Regions from separate parts of the Mus musculus genome. Here regions 1 and 3 are each linked to region 2. A link is a loop called in an ENCODE intact Hi-C map of the cell type or tissue named here. Cell type or tissue: left cerebral cortex. All regions are shown on one strand. Links, peaks and the distances in the headings refer to the core of each region. The heading gives the core; the rest is flanking DNA. Region 1 holds the start of Dnmt3a (DNA methyltransferase 3A). Region 2 overlaps Dtnb (dystrobrevin, beta). Region 3 has its middle 15 kb from the start of Dnmt3a.

Evidence for each region. Peaks named below come from ENCODE experiments on the same cell type or tissue, not always from the same donor. Only the 100,000 strongest peaks of a DNase experiment are listed, where the experiment ranks them.
Region 1: it touches region 2 in a loop (2.6-fold over the local background); 3 of 42 quality-filtered maps call a loop at or near these places.
Region 3: a loop joins it to region 2, with 2.6 times the contacts of the local background. A loop is called at or near these places in 3 of 42 quality-filtered maps.

The regions. Positions count from the first base shown.
Region 1 is chr12:3,803,480-3,810,191 of GRCm38, forward strand. Dnmt3a (DNA methyltransferase 3A) reads left to right here and starts at 3,501. Exons shown (of 23, transcript NM_007872.4): 1 at 3,501-3,641. In left cerebral cortex, for the core only: CTCF peaks have their summits at 2,946 and 3,146; DNase peaks (open chromatin) are centred at 2,560, 2,945, 3,495, 4,633 and 2 more places; H3K4me3 peaks cover 3,317 bases; H3K27ac peaks cover 2,820 bases.
Region 2 is chr12:3,657,749-3,664,460 of GRCm38, forward strand. The region is part of intron 8 of Dtnb (dystrobrevin, beta); the gene reads left to right. Among named protein-coding and RNA genes, the nearest start is that of Dtnb, 89 kb to the left of the region's middle. In left cerebral cortex, for the core only: a CTCF peak has its summit at 3,717 (motif pointing right); DNase peaks (open chromatin) are centred at 3,641 and 5,084; H3K27ac peaks cover 1,083 bases.
Region 3 is chr12:3,788,890-3,795,601 of GRCm38, forward strand. No RefSeq gene overlaps it. Among named protein-coding and RNA genes, the nearest start is that of Dnmt3a, 15 kb to the right of the region's middle. In left cerebral cortex, for the core only: a CTCF peak has its summit at 3,135 (motif pointing left); DNase peaks (open chromatin) are centred at 2,552 and 3,100; H3K4me3 peaks cover 1,048 bases; H3K27ac peaks cover 1,245 bases.

The DNA of each region.
Region 1 (6,712 bases), core at 853-5,852, 150 kb after region 2:
AGATTCTATTTTATGTTCACAGATTTGACTACTCTAGGCACCTCATGTAAATAGAACCATGCAACCTTGGTGTCTGTGACTGGTTCATCCGTGTTGCTTCCCTTTCAAGCCTCTGTAATATGCCACTGCATATATGGTAAGACATTATGGTTATCCATTCATCTGTTGGTAGGTGGACATTCAGGTTGCTCCCATTTGCGGCTACTGCAAATAGTTAGAAGTGTTGTTGCACAAACTCTACAAGCTCCCTCTTTTTACCCTGTTTGTGTGAGACAGAGTCTGCATATGTAGCTCAAGCTACCCCAAACCTCACCATGTAGACCTGGCCATCCTCCTGCCTCTGCCTCCCGAGAACTGGGATTACAGACGTATGCCTCCACACCCAGCTTGCTTTCTGTCCTTTTAGATATATACCTAACGCTGGGATTTCAGAGATACATGGTGATACTGCATTTGGCTTTTGGGAGAGTCACCAAACCACCCTAGAACTTGGTGTTTTTAAGCCACTGAGATATGGCACTGAGATATGGGAGTAGGTACCATGGGGATAACCTTCTCTATTGGAATGGATGCTGCATCCTCTGTCCAAAATGTCTAGGACCAAAGTAGGGGGTGTAGAAGCCTGTGCTCACTGCTTCCCTTTTTGTGACAAAATATGTCACAAGACCAGTCTGATCGGGGAAATACATCCTTGGGCTCACAGTTCCTGAGGGTTTAGTCCCGGGCCATGCTCCTGGGGCCGGCTGTGAGGCAGAATACTATGGTGGCAGGTGCAGATGGTGGGGGTGGGGGCTGGAGGAGCAGTCAGGAAGCAGGGCAAGGGACAGAGAGAGGCAAGGGATATCCCCCAAGAAAAGGTACTCAGTGGCCTAGGTCACCCAGCCAGGCCCCACTTCCCGCAGCTTCCAGAACCTCTCAAAACAGTACCACAACACTGGGTGTGGTGGCACACACCTTTGGTCCCAGCGCTGAGAGGCAGAGACAGATGGATCTCTATGCGTTTGAGACCAGCCTAGTCTCAAGATGAGTTTCAGGACAGCCAAGGCTACATAACAGAGACTCTGTCTCAAAAATAACCCAACAATAATAACAAAACCAAACCCCACAAAACAACAACAAAAGCCCACCACCTGCAGAGGGCCAGCCCTTTAAAGGGCCTGCCCATTAATGTGTGAGCCTATCTAGAGGGATGCTTCTTATTCCAACTGTGACAGAGCCTCAAGGTCAAGCCCGTCTCAGCAGCACCCAGCACTGATGTGCTTCCTCGCTGGACCAAAGACGCAGTGTTGGTGTCTCGAGCCAACGGTGACGCCCTGCAACTGCTACACACTGGTCCCAAGTCCCCTGACAGTTGCTGTGGGCCTGACTACATGAGCATCACAGACATCCCATGCTGTCATGGCTCCCCATGACAGCACCATCAGTACTGAATACAGACTTACATTTGGCTCTCTCATTTGGTCAGTTTTGGCTTCTTCCCACTGTAATATGCTGACCTGAGTCAAATGAACCTGGACTTAACTCTTGCTCTGCCACTTCCCAACTCAGGGTTAAGCCTGGATGGCTTTTAAAAATTGTGCATAAGCATGTTTTTCTTGCTCCTGTGTACCATATCCCTGCCACATCCCCTGGATCTGAAGTTAATAGTCAGTTGTGAACTGGCATGTGGGTGCTGAGAACTACACCCAGGTCCTCTGGAATAGCAGCCAGTGCTTTGGACTGCTGAGCCAGTCTCTCCAGCCTCATGGTGAGCTTTTTGTTTGTGGTGTTAAATCCTGAACCCAAGACTTGGAGGTTACCAGGCAAATGCTCTCCCACCAAGTTCCATCCCCAGTCCAAGCATGGGTTTCTTCACTGAAAAGTTGGAGCAGTACAAGTCACTCGACAGATGGAAGTGTTTGGTGGCTGGTGGCTACTCTTTAGAGGTAGTGCCATATAACTCTTGAAGTCGAGGCCTTTCTCTAAAATGGTCTTGTCCTTAGTCAAGCTGGGAGCATCATTTGGAGGGCTATGGATTTGGATACAGGAAGCCTGCAGTTCATACAGTCATTCAACCAACATTTATGAGGACGTAGCATGTACAGGTGCTGAGCTGTATTGAAGGCAAACGGTGTCCTTGTCCTCACAGGGCATGACGAGTCCTAAGAACTGGCCAGGTGAAAGACTATGGGTGGCAGAAATGAACACCAGTAGTGGAGGGTGGGGGTGCGATATTGAGTGCTATTAGGAAAGGTCAGGACAGTTGCTTTGGGGTAGGGAAGACTGAAGTGTAAATGTGCCCTGCAAATAGGAAAGGGTGGTTCTGTATTTCAATGAATTAGGCAACTGTCCCTTTGATCCTCAAATGGGGTGAAGTGTTCTAGGTGGGGCGTGTTCTATGGGAACCTGCTTCAGCATTGAGGGTCTGCAAATAAGTGTGCCGTGGGTGTGGGAGATGCAACTCAGGACACTGGGGCACTGAAGGGCTGGATGGATGGTGCTGTCCAGTGACAGGAGGGAGGAGCCTGACAAGGAGGCTGGGAGTCAGGGGATTCAGTGCCAAGCTCCAGTGATGGTAGCTGGAGAGGTGAGCACTACAGACCCGGAGCCCTGAGAGCACCCCCACACTGAGGGAGCCAGGTCTAGTGCCCGTCTGCAGAGAATCTTGCAGCTGGAAGAGGCAGGCCTTCAATGTCATTTAGTTCAACCTTCCACCTCTTCAGATCTTTCCAGAGCCCACCTGAGGGCATCCAACTCTTTTTGGACACCTCAAGGTACGGAAAGCTTACTGCCTTCTAGGGAGCCCACTCCGTGGCGGTGCTCGATGCTCTAGGATGGCCTCGAGGCGCCAGGCGCTCCGACCTTGGCCCTGTGCAGCCGTCTGGCCACCGCGGCACCTGGCTGTGGGTGGCGACGCGGCTGAGCAGGCGCTGCTGTCCCCAGCCCCAGTGCTGAGGCGCGCAAAGCGCAGTGGGCTCTGGTGGAGGTCGGGAGAACTGCAGGGCGAAGGCCGCCGGGGGCTCCGCGGGCGGCGAGGGGGGGGGACGGGGGGGGGCAGGCACTTGACACCGGCCCGGGAGAGGAGGGGCAGCTGTCCCTACGACCAGTGCTGGATGCGGGGACCCAGCGCAGAAGCCGCGCCAGGTAGAGGGGCGCCGCAAGGTGGGGAGGTTGCGGCCGGGGGACCACCCGAGGGGCACAGGGCGGCCGAGATCGCAGCTCCGGCAGGGTGCCCGGCCCGGAGCGCCGCAGTCGGGGCGCGGCGGGGTCCCGAACCCGCTCCTCCCGCCGGGGGCGCTAGGACCGTCCGCGGCTCGGATAGCTCCCGCCGCGGCGCCCCGGGGCCCCCGGGGTTGCCTCCCGGGCGGCTCCGCAGCGCCGGGGCCAGAGCCAGCGCGGCCACGGGGGGCGAGCGGCGGGCGGAGGCCTGGGCGGCGGGCGGCCGGAGGGAGGGAAGGAGGAAGGCGGAGAGAAGAGGCGGGCGGGGGGGACCCGGCGGAGGAGGCGGAGAGAGGGAGCGCGACAGCGACGGAGGGAGGGAGCGCGGCAGGCAGCGGGCGGGCCGGGAGGCGGCGCGGGCGGCGGCGCGAGCAGAGGACGAGCCGGGACGCGGCGCCGCGGCAGCAGGGCGAGCCGGGCCGCCCGACCCGCCGGGCCACACGGTAACCAGCACGGCCTGCGGCCCGGGAGCTGAGAGGGCGGGCGGGCGGGAGGGCACAGCAAGGCGGTGGGGAGCGCGGCTCGGACCCCGCAACTCGGCGCGCGGTGCTGAGAGCGCGGACCGCCCGGGCCGAGGGTTTGTTTATGTCCCCGCCGCTCGCCCGCCGCTCCTCTTCTGCGCGCCGCCTCCGCCGCGGACGCCCCTCGGCGCCCCCGCCCGGCCCGGGCTCAAGTTCAAGTCCGTACAATGCCGCGGGGGGCCTCCGCCGGCCTGCGCGCCGCCCGACGCGCGCTGCCGCAGGGCCCCGCCGCCTCCGCCTTCCGGGCTCTGCCCCCGCCCGGGGGCCCGGTCGGGGCCTGCGGCCGTGCGCTGCGGAGTGCGGACGGGACCGGGAATCGGGCGGCGGGAGGGGAGAGGAGGGGGAGGGGGCGCGGGCGGCCGGGGAGCGCCGTGGCCACGGCAGAAAATGGCAGCCTGGCACGACCCGGGCCCCGCGCCCGCCCCGCCCCTCCCCCGGGCCTGCAGGCTCCGCGCGGCGGGGGGGACCCTGGAGGCCCCCGGCAGGGCCCAGGGGCGGCCGGGGCCCGCGCCGGGGAGCGCGGCGTCGCGATCTTCCCGCGGCCACCTGTGGCTTGGGGGTGCGGGGCGCCGGCGGGCCTGGGAGGGGCGCGCGCGTGGGGAGCGTGCCCGCTCGGGGGCGCACGCTCCCGCGGAGGCCAGGCGGAACGGCGTGGAGGGGGGGGCGTCGCGCCCGGCTCCTCCCTGCCCCCGCTGCGGGCCGTGGGAGCGGGGTGGTGGTGGCGGCGGCGGCGCCGCAGTATGGGGGCGGGGCGGGAGTGGGCGAGGATCCCCGGGCCGGGCCGCGGGGGACTAGAAGGTGCGGGGGCGGGAGCAGCAAGGCTGGAAATGTCTCCGGTGGGGATGCCGGGGTCGCCCCCTGAGGCAGACTCCCCTTGCATACACTCACACGCACCCCCGCCGGGCCGGTGTAGACGTGTCCTTGAAAGCTTCGCATCTGCACAGTGAAGGACGAGGCCTCGCCGAGGCTGCGGATCGGGGGTCTCAGTCCCCATGTTGCCCTCACCTCAGGAGACACCCGAGCCTCCGAGCGGCTCCGGCCGCGGTCCGTGTCCTGCCCTCACCCGGACTCCCTACTCCACGCCGTCTTGCCCTCCCTCGTTGGCGCGGACCGAGCTGGCGTGCGTCCAGGGCCCGCCCCCAGCCTCCCCCAACCCCTCTTCGCGGGGCCCGCAGCCCTATGGCTGCCAAACTTCATTTTGCTTTCCTGGAGCCTGCCTTCTTGGGGGCACCCTCTCCCTTCGCTCCCCACTCAGTAGTTGCTCTCCCCCTGTCTCTGCATCCCCTCCTCTCCTCTTTTCCTGCAAGGCCAGCTGAGTAGGTGTGGACACCCTGGGTGAGAGAAGGCTCCCACTGGGTTCTCAGAGCTCCCTTCCCGGGCTCCCAGGGGGAGCCTTCTGTGGCTGCACCTTGACCTAAGATGGCGTCTTGCACCCAGCTGGGCAGTTCTGACCTGCGTAGGGCTGGGGAGGAAGGGCGGGCTAGGGACTGCATAACTGCCCCCTCTCAAACCAGAGGGGACAGGAGCCTTGGGGAGGAGTATCTTCGGCCGAGTGACCCAGCTTGCCCCTCACTGCAGTGCCCAGAGACTGCCATCAGCATCCCCGGGGACAGTTCAGTCTTCATGTTTCACCCTGAGCTGCCAGCGGCTGAACCTCCTCCTGGGCAGGCTGTGCAGGGATTCTGGGATCAGGTGCTACTCCACTGTGCCTCCTCCCTCCCAGGCAGATGTGACAGCTGCAGCCTGGGGAGCTATTCTTGCGTTGCTGGGGTGTTAGGACTGACCTGTGGGATTTGGAAAGCCCAGCAGCCTGGCAGACCCTCTTTGGGCTATCCTCTGTGCAGACAGGGGCCATTTGCAGGTAGTTAGAGCAGTCACTTGCTTTTGGATAGTTGGGTTGTGTAAGTTCCTGTGGGCTTTGGGGGCAAGCTGACTTGTCCCCTCTGCCTCTGGGGTCCATTAAGGCCCTTGTGGAGCTGTTATTGACAGGTAATTCTGTCGAAGAGTGGTGTGTGTGTGTGTGTGTCCAGGTAGGGGCCCCCAAGCCAACTTATGTCATAGGTCTGGCACCTTCCTCCCCCTTCCCTGTGGCCTCCTTCTCTAGGCCCTGCTGCCTCTCAGAGCCCCCCCCCCCCCGCACTCCTCCCCCCCCCCCTCCATGCTTTATCTTTGCACCCTTCCCCCATCAGATCTGCAGCTCCTGATTCGTGTGCTCCTGGTGGCCCAAACTTTTTCTTGTTACTTGGCCCAGCCTCTCCGGTGTTCGCCAGGAGCCTAACCTGAGGAAAGGTGTGTTCCCTTTAGACTCAAGGTCTGCTTTCCACAGTGGAGGAGCCCAAGAGAGGCCGCCAATGGCCATTTGTCAGGGTGTCTGCAGGCAGGATTCCTCTGTGGGGTGGGGGTTGGATGCAGCTTGCAGGCCCATTCCAACTTTGAAATTCTATGGCTCTGATTTTCCTGGTGGAATTTCAGACCCAGAATAGGGCTAGAGTGGTATGTTTTCCCTCCACGGTAGTGGTCATGGAGAAGGTAGGGGCTGCCAGGGGTGGGCTTTGGCAGAGAGGGGAGAGATGACGTGTTGATCTGTCAGGTCTGACTGCAGAGGATGGAAACCACAGCTTCCCTGAAGCCTCTCCACTTGGTGCTCTCCTGAATGTACTGTGTGGAAATGTGTGTGTGGGTAACTTGCAAGGGTTGTCCCCAGTCCAAGCTGTTGTATGTCCCTGGGTCCCTAAAGGTAGTTCACCATCAGTTCCATGCCCGGTCCCCCATTCTTTCCCACAAGCCAGCAACGGACAAGATGGAGCTGAAGGATCCTTGTCCAGCCTCTCTGGGTGGGAGGAACTGAAGGTGATCTGCCTTCTTCTGAGTGTTCCGTTCATTCGACATTAGTGGTGCCCATGAGGAAGGCTACTAGACAGGCTCCCTACTCTCTCCTAGGATGCATTCTGTCCTAGCCCTTCAGTTGCTGGTTAGTCCAGTGGTTATTGCCT
Region 2 (6,712 bases), core at 592-5,591:
TCCTAATTGTCTTTATCCTCATCTGTGATACCCACGGTAATATTTCCAAAGGTGACGCGCAAGAGCCTTGGTCAGAAGGAGGCTGGGTACGTGGATGGATAGTGCCCCTGCCCGTTTGCCTATGACTTGCGAGAAAGGAAGCTGCAAAATCAGGAGTATAGAGGTGAGGAGGAGATTAGAGTACAGAAGTGACAGGCCTTGTTTGGAAAGAGAGGAGCGAAGACTGATGCCAGCACAGCCAGGGAGCCAGCGAGTCTGAGAAGCATGATCTGGACACGAGCCAGGCTCTGCTCGGCCATGGTCAGGTCTTCTGAGCAAAATGAGGAATCTGGGTAGAACTTGGGGTAGCATGACATAATTCCATTCATGTTTTACATGCTCAGTCTGGAAGCTGGGCAGAAAGTGAACACTGTAAGTAAAGGAGAAGCGTACAGACTATTTGTGAAAGATTATTATATTAATTGTATCAGTTAATTCCCTTGTTGTAGCAACGTAATTCAGCAGACCAGCCCCTACAGGTCTGTTCCTACAAACAAGGATTTTATTATTGTGTCTGTGGTTCAGGGGTCTAGTCCATCACTGCAGGGAAATGGTGGTAGGAAGCGCCTTGATAGGATAGGAGACAGAAAAAGAGATGTGCTTACTCAGCTAGCATTCTCTTTCCCCACTTTTATTCAGTGAGGGACCCCGGCCTGTAAAATGGTGTTTCCCAAATTCAGAGTCAGTTGTTGTCCCACCCCCCCATCTCTACCCCTTATTTAATTCTCTCTGGCAATGCAGACATGTCCAAAGGTGTGCCTCATTAATGTCCTAGTCATTTATTGATCAAATCAAGTTGACAATGAAAATTATTATAATTAAACAAAATATGATATGATATGGTAGCAATAGAGGTGGTAAAGATGTGTGTGTGCGCATGTGTGCATGCATGTATCTGTCTGTCCCAAGGCTTCATATGTCAGGTAAGCATTTTACCAGGGAGTTATCTTAGTTTCTAGCTTAGAAAATATAAAAGGGACTGAATTAGGATAACTTATAAATCTGCATAATGGGACCAAGGAAAAGGGAAAGACACACCAAGACTGTCCTAAACCACTTGAGTGGTAGAATTGCCATTGGCCAAAGAAGGGCAGGCTGTGGGTGGTGAATACCTCGTCCAATGTTCAGTTCTGGTTTTTTTGAGGTAGGGTCTCTTTCTGTGCCCCAGGCTGGCCTAGAACTCAGGGATCCACCCTCCAGAATGCTGTGTTTAAGGCATGAGTAAGTGTCCAGCTCAAGGGTTCTGTTTCAGCCATGTTGCATTAAGGTAGTGTCCATTTGGAGTGATTGAATAGGCCACTGGGCATGAATCTATAGTTTGAGAGCGTCTGAGATAGACTTATACTTAATACATATATTTAAATGCATATATTTAAAGCTAAATTAATGTATAATAATATTTGGATTATTTGGCACAGGAACAAAGGGTAGGGACAAAAGCTTAATTAAAGTCAATCCAAGAAGGAAAGGCACCCCCGCATACTGGCACGCGCCTTTAATCCCAGCACTCAGGAGACAGAGGCTGGGGGTCTCTCTGAGTTTGGGGTCAGCCTGGTCTACAGAGTGAGTGACAGCAAATGCAGACATTTCTTGAAGTGGACATTTATGTCTAGCACTTTCTCTACCTCTGTGCAGGGTTTCACTGGATAGCCTCGCCCTCCTGCCTCAGCCTCACGCTGTGATTGAAGGCTTGTACTGGTGTGCCCAGCTCTACTTCTGAAAACAGTTCTCCTTTAGATCAGTCCCATTCCATGTCCAAAACACACACACACACACACACACACACACACACACACACACACACACACACTATACACACTATACAGCATGTGCATGCACACACCATATACCACACACCACAGAGAGCACAATACATGCACACAGCATACACAATACATACCATACTCACATACACACACACCCCGCATACACACCACACACTGCACACCACATACACACACACTTGCAGCTAGCCTCTGAATTGAACACCACCTTCTACACACACCTGCTAGCCTGTCTAGCAGGGTAAATACTGACTGCTGATGGTTCTGGGGAGCAGAAGAGCATGGTCTTGCTGTGGAACCTGCAGACCTCAGGAATAAAGAATAGGAACAAGCTGGGCGTGCTCCCTTCCATCTCCATCACTGAGCCCCGGGCTAAGATGGGGAATGAGTGAGGGCAGACACCCCTTCACCTAGAAGCAAGGAATGGAGGGTAACTCTCAGGTTTATATTCAGGCTTGCAAGGGAAGTAGATCATTCAGGCTATCTCCTCTGAAATGCTTGCTTCATGCCTGTGTAACTTTGCTGTTAGAGCTGCGGTGCTGTAGCATTTGGTGGTACTCAGTTGCACAATAAACCACCAAAAATAAAACCTTAATGACAAAACACCATAATCATCAGACTGTATTTCTGACTTTGTGTCAGGTATTTGGGCAGGATGTGTAGGCCAGCAGTTCTCAACCTTCCTAATGTGGAACCCTTAAATACAGGTTCCCCCCCCACACACACACACAACCATAACATTTTTGTTCCTACTCTGTAACTGTAATTTTGCTACTGTTATGAATCACAATGTAAATATTTTTGGAGATAGAGGTTTGGCAAAGGGGTTGCAATCCATAGATTGAGAACTGCTGGTATTAGGATTGTCTTTCTCAACTCCATGTTTTCTGGGCTCTTTCTTGGGATGATTGAAATATGTTTGTGGCTTGAAGGACTGGAGGCTTCTTCATTCCCGTGTCCACTGCCACTCTAGGCTATCAGGAAGGCCCACCACGCTGAAGTTTTGCAAGAGTCCAGCAACATCTGCCCTATTCATGTGCTGCCCCTGGTGCTTGGCACCCGTGTTTTAGGAGACTTTGTCTAAGCCAGAGCATCTAGAGGCCAAATCTTGCAGGCAGACACACTGGGCAGAGCTTCCTGCCCTTGCCGTCTACCACACCCTCTAGGCTGGATCTCAGCCTAGGAGCAGGACAGTGGGCATGGAAGGGTGGAGTTGCTGTGAGTCCAGATGGGAGGAGAGAGCTTTGGAAACACAGCATACCACACACAGGACATTCCAAACAAGCAGGGCTTTCCTTATAGTTGATGGAACCAGAGAGATGTTCGTGGTTTTGTGCTAAATTTTCTTTATCTTTTTGTTTTGTTTTATTGTTTTTTTGTTTTGTTTTGTTTTGAGACAAGGTTTCTTTATGTAGCCTTGGCTGTCCTGGAACTTGCTTTGTAGATCAGGCTGGCCCTGAACTCAGAGATTCACTTACCTCTGCCTCCTGAGTGTTGGGATCAAAGGTGTGCATCACCACTGCTTGGCTGAATTTTACTTATAAAGAGTCCTTTACAGCACTGCAGAGGCAGAGACAGAGGCAGAGGCAAGCCTAGTCTACATAGTGAGCCACAGGCCAGCCAAGACTGTGGGTTAGATGTAGTTAGGGTATAGAAACACACAACCAACTTCTCATCCCCTGCCTCCCTGTCTGCCACTCAGATCTCTGCCTTCCCCAGTTTTCACTTTACCAAGGTCAGTCTGACTGACTCCCACCTTGGTATTCCAGACGGTGAGGGTGTTGGGGAAGAATGGGAGAATTTATGAAAATATTCTTGGACCACAGATGTGGTTCTTAGTAGAATATCTTTAGTTACATAACTAGGGGAAGTGACCTGAAAATTTCATCTTTCTAGCCAGCAGATGGCAGACTGCACCTTTGAACAGTCTTATCCCCTTTAAAAAAAATCTATAAATAAGGAAGTAGTTTTTGTTTAACAAGATGTTAAACAAATATTACTGTTTTAAAAATATTAGTGATAATCTCATATAATTTTTGAAGCATTGATACAAAAATTTTTAATATAAGGAGTCATATTTATCAGAAACAATTTTCCTTCCTTCCTTCCTTCCTTCCTTCCTTCCTTCCTTCCTTCCTTCCTTCCTTCCTCCTTTGAGATAGGGCTTCTCTGTGTAGCCCTGGCTGTTCTGGAATGCACAGAAATCTGCCTGAGTACTGGGATTAAAGCCATGAATTACTGCTAGCATCTATCTCCTTGTACCTTTTATTTTTATTTATTTTTTATTTTTTATTTTTTTGGTTTTTTCGAGACAGGGTTTCTCTGTGTAGTCCTGGCTGTCCTGGAACTCGCTCTGTAGACCAGGCTGGCCTCGAACTCAGAAATCCGCCTGCCTCTGCCTCCCAAATGCTGGGATTAAAGGCGTGCGCCACCACGCCCGGCTTCCTTGTACCTTTTAAATTCTAAAAGATAATCTGATAGTCTCTTCAGGGTGGAAAAAGTATGCTTATTGGTCATACTTTTCCCAGTTTCAAATGGATCTATGTTATATTTAATTACTACTTTGCAAATAGCACAAAATCAAATAGGAAATTATTTATCTACCTACCTTCCTTCCTACCTACCTACTTACCATTGAGACAGGGTCTCACTATGTAGCTCTGGCTGTCCTGGAACTCACTATGTAGACCAGGGTATCCTCAAATTCACAGTGATTCCCCTAGCTCTACTAGAATTAAAAGCATGTGCCACCATGCTCAGCCTGGATATGGAGATGTGTCTGAATAAATTGTAGATGTATATGAGTGCTGTACTTACATATATGCATGTGTGCTATTTGCATGCCAAGTGCCCATGGTGTTCAGAAGAGGGGGTCAGATACCATAAAACATCAGTTATGGATGGTTGTGAGCCTAGGTCCTCTGCAAGAGCAACAAGTGCTCTTAGCCTCTCCCATCTCTGGATACAAGTTTTTAATGCATAAAATAGCACTCCCACAAATAGGAAATGGGGCACAGACTTGAAGTGTAAAACAAAATCTACAAAGTCTGCTTTTTTTTCTTTGTCTTTTTCTTTTTCTTTTTTTTTTTTTTTGTGCCCAGGTACCCTCAGAAGCTACTGAGTCAGTGCCTGCCTTGGCTGCTGCCCTGTGTCTATTGTTGGTGCAGTAAAGCTGCCAGCTGTGTCCATGGCACCAGCTTGGTGCTGCTGTGCTCTCAGCCCACTCCAGCTGGGCAGCTCCTGAGTCAGCAGGCTGCTTCTCTTCCTCTGTGTGAGTTGAGTCTTGGCCCCCTGGAAGAGCCCCACCTCTCTTAGCTCCTGCTGGTTTGCTGACTATTGTCTCCACCCTTTGTGTATTCAGGAGACAAGTGAATCATTGTTGAGGTGTAGTCTGGACTCTGTTGAGAGTGTAGGAAAGGGTTGCTATTTTGCAGAGGCCACAGGCAACACCCAGGAGCACAGCCTGTAAACTAGAGCATTCTGTTGCTGCGTGAAAAGGCACTGCAGATTTCATCACAAGTCCAGGTAGAGTGTGGCTGGATTCTCACCTCCAGACCCCTCGAACCTGGCATAAGGTGTCAGCCATGGCTCAAGTACCATTAAGATTTCAGGCTTTTGGGGAATCTTGCCCATTAACTGGTTGTTGGCAAAATACATTTTGTTTTTTTTTCAGCTGTGATTCCTGTTTTCCTTTTTTTTTAATTTACATGATTATTCTTTTAAGACTTATTTATTTTATGTATATCAGTACACTGTAGCTGTCTTCAGACAAACCGGAAGAGGGCATCAGATCCCATTACAGATGGTTATGAGTCACCATGTGGTTGCTGGGAATTGAACTCAGGACCTCTGGAAGAGCAGTCCGTGCTCTTAACTGCTGAGCCATCTCTCCAGCCTGATCCCTGCTTTTCTATTCCTGGCCATCTGCGGTCTTTTGCCACGATGAAGCTTACATAAGCCATTTACAACATGGGCATCGCCTGCCTCCAAGGCCAGCTGGAGTGCATCCCGTGATTGCCTTTCCTACCGTTGGGGTGGACTCCCTCTTTCCATATAATGTTATGTAATCTAAAGAAAGGCTATGTTAGCATATTCATGTTCTCCCATGGTCAAGGACGGTGGGAATATGACAATGAGTTATTGAGGGTTAGTTTCTCATATTAGTCATTCTGGTTATTTTATTTCTTGCTTTTCAGTTTAGTACTTCTAGAACATTACACCTGGCATCTCTTAATTTAAAAAAAAAAAAGTCTTAGAAACATGAAGATGCTGCCATGAGGCACACACTCCAGTTTGCTGCCCTCCTCCAACTGCTCTTATTCCCGACTTTCTTCTGCTCATGCCCCTTCGCTCCAGGGCATGGGTTCCACATCCATTGTTATCTCTCTGGTAATTTTACTGTCTGTGGAGTTAAGCCTGTTAAATCCTGGCCATACAGTCTCTTGACTTCTCCAGTTCTGATGATCTCCTCCACTGAGCCTCAAACATCTGGCCCACAATCATGCCGGATGTCTCGCCCCATCTAGCTGCCCTCCTTCCCGAGCCACTGAGAGCAGTTCTCTTTTGACAACCTCTTATTGTTCCCGATTTGTTCCTCCTATTTCACTAAGGTCGTTCTTTTTTTCTTTTTCTTTTTCTTTTTGTTTTTTTTTTTTGTTTGTTTGTTTGTTTTTTCAAGACAGGGTTTCTCTGTATAGACCTGGCTGTCCTGGAACTCACTCTGTAGACCAGGCTGGCCTTGAACTCAGAAATCCGCCTGCCTCTGCCTCCCAAGTGCTGGGATTAAAGGCGTGGGCCCCGACGCCCGGCAAGGTCGTTCTTTAATATCCCTCCATTTCAGACTCATTAGCCAGTCTGCCTGGTGTTTGTCGGTACTTTCACTTCTTTCC
Region 3 (6,712 bases), core at 971-5,970, 130 kb after region 2:
GCCTGGCTTGGAGTCATGTGATGATGCTGGCCCAGCACTGGAGGCTGTCTAAAGTAAAAGCCTTGCCCCACCTGTACCGACCTTTACCTGACCACTGGTTGTACAAACTAGGAAGGACACATGGCCTACAGAAGTAGTTGGCAGAGGCTAGAAAGGACAATGGTGAACCTTCAGAAAGTGGGGTGCTAGTACCCCCATACTGTTGGTATCGCCTTGCTGCTGTCTGCTGCTGGGAGGAATGCTTAGCGCACAGCTTCCCAAGTCATTAGGCTAAAGAAGTGGGTACTGCTTTGTGACTGGGGTCTACATATGAAAGTAGAATATGAAGAGGCTCAAAAGACCAGGAGGGCCTTTTCAAAAACAACGGGCTGCAAATGGTGAACTGTCAAGAGATTTTACATGACGCAGACTTACAGTTTTCTTCTGGAAACATCACACTAGCTCTGCTGCTCTTTCTTTTTTTTTTTACTTTTTTTTTTAATTAGGTATTTTCCTCTCTGCTGCTCTTTCAATTCATACAAAGACCACCTTGCTGTTCTTGGATACACACCTCTATAAACACACGTTGTTGGCCATGTGTCCTGGGACAAGGTACTCAAGGTACTCCATTGGCATGCTGCATCCTCCAAGACCCTCCAACACAGAAAACCTCCCTCACCATCCCCAGGCAGCAGTCCAGAGGTGACCACCCGCTGAGGAGTCAACAGACCACATCAGTTCACCAGCAAACATCTATACCCACAGGCATCCGGCCCTTTTACTGGGGCCACCTCTATGATGAGGCAGAGAAGGCCTGCTGCTGAGTCAGACATAACTGCCCCAGTCAGCTGCTCCTGGAGCCCACCATCAGCATGCCTTCTGCTGCCAATGCTGAGGCTGGGGAGTTCCAGTGGCAAAAGTCTCATACCCTTAATCTACATGCAGATCATGTGATTCTGTTTTGTGTAAAATTTGCATAGGTCAGAGGGTGGTGGTCATGGAAGATGTGGCCTTTACTCCCCTGTAGTAATGGCAGGCCTGAAATGACCCATTGGGGTGGCTCAGCCAGAAAGGGGGAGGGAGGAAGGTAGGGAGGGAGAGACCCGGGAGCAGGTGTGTGTGTGTGTCGGGGGAGGGGGAGTCCGTTAGAGTTGAAAATGCTTGTAAAACCCATACTAGGAAGGTTGAGGCAGAAGGATTACCCAGAGTTGTCTGCCATCCTGAGCTACAGAGTGAATTTCAGGCCAGCCTGGAGTACAGTGTCGAGGCCATCTCAAAATAAATAAATAAATAAATAAATAAATAAAATAAACAAACAAAACAAAGAAAGAAAGAAAAAGGAAAAAGAAAGAAAGAAACTGAAGACAGGATGTGGATGAGAAGTCATAATCACGAGCCTAACAGCCAGCCTGGCTCGGTCCTCTTGGCTCTGCCCTCATGAGTTTTGCTTTGTTCTCAGGACACCCTTGCAGATCACCGGGACCCTGCGGCTTTGTACCATGAGTTCCTCTGCCTTCCAGAAGCCAGCAAGCTTCCCAAGACATACTAGGGGTTCTTCAGATACCTATATTTATAATGTCTATAACTTACATTATAAAGCAGATTAAATTTCTACCTGTTAGCACTCATGAAATGATACACCCACCAATGTGTGACAAAGTACAAAGAACAATTCCTTTAAAAGAAAACAACAGAGAGGGGCTGGTGAGTTGGCTCAGTGGTTAAGAGCGCTGACTGCTCTTCCAAAGGTCCTGAGTTCAAATCCCAGCAACCACATGGTGGCTCACAACCATCCGTAACAAAATCTGATGCTCTCTTCTGGAGTGTCTGAAGACACACTACAGTGTACTTACATAATAAATATATAAATAAATATTAAAAAAAGAAAACAACAGAGAAACCCAGTCTCAAAAAAAAAAGAAGAAGAAGAAGAAGAAGAAGAAGAAGAAGAAGAAGAAGAAGAAGAAGAAGAAGAAGAAGAAGAAGAAGAAGAAGAAGAAGAAGAAGAAAGAAAAGAAAACAACAAGAGTCTGGCAGTGGTGACACTCGCCTTTAATCCCAGCACTTGGGAGACAGAGGCAAGCAGATTTCTGAGTTCGAGGCCAGTCTGATATCTAGAGTTGAGTTCCAGAACAGCCAGGGCTATACAGAGAAACCCTGTCTAGAAAAAAAACAAAAACAAAAACAAAACAACAACAACAAAAAGAAAAAAGAAAATATCCCGGAACTTATACCTTTCCCCAGCTTCCCAGAGCACCCCGAGGCTCTCTCCTCTGTATGTGCCTCTGACCTATCCATTCCCAATCCAGACCCCTGGATCACCTTCATCTAACCTCAGCCCATCTACACTGGCCCAGGTCTAACCTAGGCGCAGTGCTCCAGAGCAGTGGAACCCCACACTTCCCAGACACCAGTCACATCCCCTTCCTCCCCAGTTCTGTCTCATGTGGAACAGGGCTGGCAGGGCCAGATCTGCACCAATCAACATACTGCAGCCAGTGTCCATCGCATTGTCAGAATGTGGACGCTAACCATCACCTGTGGAAAAGCACCCATGAAAACACCTTCCCTGGCTCACACACTGGGCAGAGGCTGAGAGAAAGACGGAAAGGGGAACGCCTGGGACTCACCCCCAAACCTCAGTTGTCTTATAAAAACGTCGACAGCCAGGCATGATGGCTTCCACCTGTCATCTCAGCACTGAGAAAACTGAGGCAGAAGGATTGCCTGTCTCCAAAATAAATGAGTACAAATAAATATTACACGAAAATAAACAAACAGTGCATCTCTTTTAAATAGGTCCCACCAGGGATTTTTCTCGTCTGTTGGTTCGTGAGGTTTTCATAAACGTACGACAAATGGGAAACTTGGCTATTTATAGTCTTAACAAATTGCCATTATTTAAAAAAAAAAAAAAAAAAAAAAAAGGATTGTCCCCGAGGAGTAAGCACACCACAAACGTTCTCTTCATTAGGAGTAAGCCAGCTCCTCCTTATGACCGCGTCCCCTACCACAGGTCCTCTGGGCTTGTCCCTTCATAGTCCGAGCCCAGCCAATTAGGAGCCAATTTTTTGATGTCCCGCCTCCTCCGCGACAGGCAAATGTATGCTCCGCCCCTCCACCAGCGCCACCTGGAGGTTGAGGAGCGAATGTGCGGCGTCTGCGCAGAGAGTACAGGGCCCAAGTGAATCCGTGCGAGTCCGATGCGTGGCTTGCTGCGGGATTTTTTCGGGCGGAGCCTCCAGGAGCTGTCACCAGCGCCTTCAAGCCTCGGTGCTCAGCTAGTTGTGTTGTAAATTATATCCTCTATCCCCTCGAGGTTTTTTGTTTTGTTTTGTGCCTCCCCTCCCCCAAGGATTTGCTAAAGGAAAATTGGCTCAGAAAAGTGACCAGAAAGCCTTATTTTCCAGAAAGCCTTATTTTTTTTTTTCTTGGCCATTTATTCACTGTCTAAAATAGGCTGGCCTCTAACTTGCAGCGTTCATCATGTCGGTGGGAGTGATGGAGCATTTAAAATGGCTCCTGAAGCCAGGTGTGGGGACACATGCATGCAGTCCCAACATTTGCTTCTCATGATGGACGAGGCTTGGAGTCGAGAGGGGTGGTAGCCTTTTCCCTGGTGGGACGGCCAAGACATCGCCAGCTCCTCCCCTAGAGAGACTGACTGGAGACCCTCGAACTACATCAAGCACAGAACTGACACAGCCAGGGTTCACTCTGCCCCCGATTCTTTTTTTTTTTTTTTAAGATTTATTTATTTATTTAATGTAAGTACACTTTAGCTGTCCTCAGACACTCCAGAAGAGGGAGTCAGATCTCATTACCGATGGTTGTGAGCCACCATGTGGTTGCTGGGATTTGAACTCCTGACCTTCGGAAGAGCAGTCGGGTGCTCTTACCCACTGAGCCATCTCACCAGCCCCGGATTCTTAACCTAAATGGAGAAATGAATGTTTCCTTTGAATAACTCAGTGACCCTCAGGAGAATAACCTCCACCCCAGCTTTCTTTGTCCAGATGTGGTGGGGTGTACCTCCGTAAGGTGGGAGAGTGCCAGAAAAAGTGTCTTTATTGAGTACCTACAAAGAGGGACAAACCCTAAGTTCCTTTTTGGAATAGGTGCCACCCGGGAACCCCAAGAGTTTTAGCTGTGGCATATTGTACATCTGTTTTGCACAAAGGAAAATACTCCTTTAGACTCTTTTCCAATCATGTCTTTCTTGGGGGGGGGGCAGATGGAGAGTGTCATGGAGTAGGAGAGAAAGACAGGGGCATGTTACTTGAGAAGTGGAGGAGGGCTTGGCTCACCAGGGTTTAGGGAAGAACTCCAGGGCCAGGCTTCTCTCTCCCTGTAGGTGTGGCATTGGCTTAGGAAACTCCAGGGAGACCTGCCTAGCCAAGGGGAGAAGCCATAGAGCACATAGTCCCTGCTTAGGGGCAACCTTAATTATGTCAACCACAGCTCCAAGATTCCCACAGGGTAGGAGCTCAGTAGATGGTGGTAAACCATTCCCTAAGGCTACTGGGAATAGTTCTAGGGTCCACAGCAGCCTCTCCCCTTGAGTACCCAAGTTAGACCTGGAAGAACCAGCAGAAAACCCAGGATCCACGACATCTGACTCCCTACTCCATCACTTCTTGGGCTAGAGGCTCAAATTCTCTGGATTCTGAACCCCAGAGGCCTGTGCTGGGGGCTCCACTGGGAAGTATAGAAAGCTCCTTATTCCTGGCCTGGTGTTACCTAACACCCAGCCTTGGTTGCCTTGCAGTTCCTGTGTCACCTCTCACCTGCCTGTTCCTGGCTCTTTCTTTCCCTAGGGCTGCAGGGACCTTAGCTCCTGGTTTCTGACTCTACATTTGTGGAATGATTTTGCCTCCAGTGAGCCTCTGGGTGCCCAGGGCAGGCAGGTTTTCCAGGTGCTGCTCAGATTCCAAGTACCTGGAATACCACGGGGAAGAAGATAGAGGAAGGGAAGGCTGGGTTAGACTTCCCCAAGAAGGAACAGAGCTGTGAGCCCAGGGCCATCTGGAGTCCTCTGGGAATTTCCTGTAGGCATAGGCCACAGTTGGAAGAGGTCTGGTCCTGGCTCTGTCACTGACTTGCCACCAAGAACTCCTTGGGCTTTAGCATTATCCCTAGAATGGACATCACAGTTGCTAGCCTGCCCGCCCACCCGCCTGCCCGCCCGCCTGCTGGTGTGACAGGGATGGATCAGGACTCCTCATCCCTCTGGCCTTCTATGAGACAGGGCAGAAAGAAAGTGTGTGTCCATGAATCATGGCAGAGTTGGTAGCATATGACGAAGGCTGTCTACAAGCCGAGCACAGTCCCAGGCACTAGGTGCCTTTGTTTAACTCTAGCAGCCCTAAGAGGCAAGGCCAACTCCCAATAGCAAAGTTATCAAGATCACTACAGCCAGCGAAGGCCAAGTCCTCAGGAAAGTGCATATTCGCCTAAAGCAAAGGCCTGCCCTTGAGTCTAGGCCACCCTGAGACAACTCTGGTGAGAACTCTGGAGTGGGGAAAAGGACCTTGCTAGGCACCCAGTCCTGTTTATTACTCTGTCAAGCTTCTGTGTGGGCCTGGGAAATTTAGTTAAATTCTCTAACCTTTCGTGCTCACATTCTTGGATTTCCACGTCCAAGTTTCTTGGCTCATGTTCCTTCCTTTAAAGCCCGCTGAGGGTCTCAGCAGCGCACCCTCTTCTCCTCCAGGACCCCATGGCGCAGGACCCTATGACTGCAGACACCACAGGGTCTCCTCCTCACCCCAAGGCCTGTTGACCCACAGTCTTCATCATCCTAAAGTCAAGCAGAGCAGCCTACGGTCGAGAACTTGGGAGGCTGAGTAGCATTGATCCAAGCTCAAGGCTAGCCTGAGAAATCTAGTGAGTTTGAAGGCCAAGCTGGGCCAGAGAATGAGATTCTGTCTCAAAACAAAACAATAAGACAGTGACCCTCAGCTCCAGTCCACCAGCAGGTGACCCGACATCTCCATAATTTTCAGCAATTAGGAACAAATAGGTTCTCTCCAGTGACATGATAAGCCAATTCAAGCCAAATTAAAAGTTTAAAAAAGAAAGAAAGAAAGAAAGAAAGAAAGAAAGAAAGAAAGGAAGAAAGAAAGAAAAGAAAAAAAAGCCTATTTATTTGGTGGCAGCTCTTGGGCAAGTTCACTGGTCACAAGGAATGGGGAAATCACCATGCAGACTGGGAAACAGAGAGGGGCTGGAGAGAGAGAGAGAGAGAGAGAGAGAGAGAGAGAGAGAGAGAACGAACAGGTGTGACACACATAGGGAGAGAGAAATGCAGAGAGAGGAGACAGGTCTAGATTATATAGGGAAAGGAAGCTCAATCCCTGTGATGGAAAGTTCAGGGGAGAGGATGTGGTATGTCAGCCATGCCTTGGAACAGTAGAGACTACTGAGGGATGCTGGGGAAACCTGGAGGACAGGTCCACTTTGATATATTAAATCAGCACCTCCAGGGTCTTGTCCAGGGTCTGAAATCCAACAGGAACACCATTCTTGGTGCTTGGTCTGTGCTCCTTGTCCCAGAGGGGACTTCCCAAACTGCTGCATCTCCTGTACCCAGTATGTGAGTTAAGCCTTGTGCTTACTTCCCTCCTGGGGAGCCTCCCTGAAAGAAAGTCTGTGTCCAGACCCTTAGATCCTGCCTCTGAATACTTGGTGGGGGTGTCCTCTGGGGTGCCAGCACCTTCTTAGTCCCTCCCTA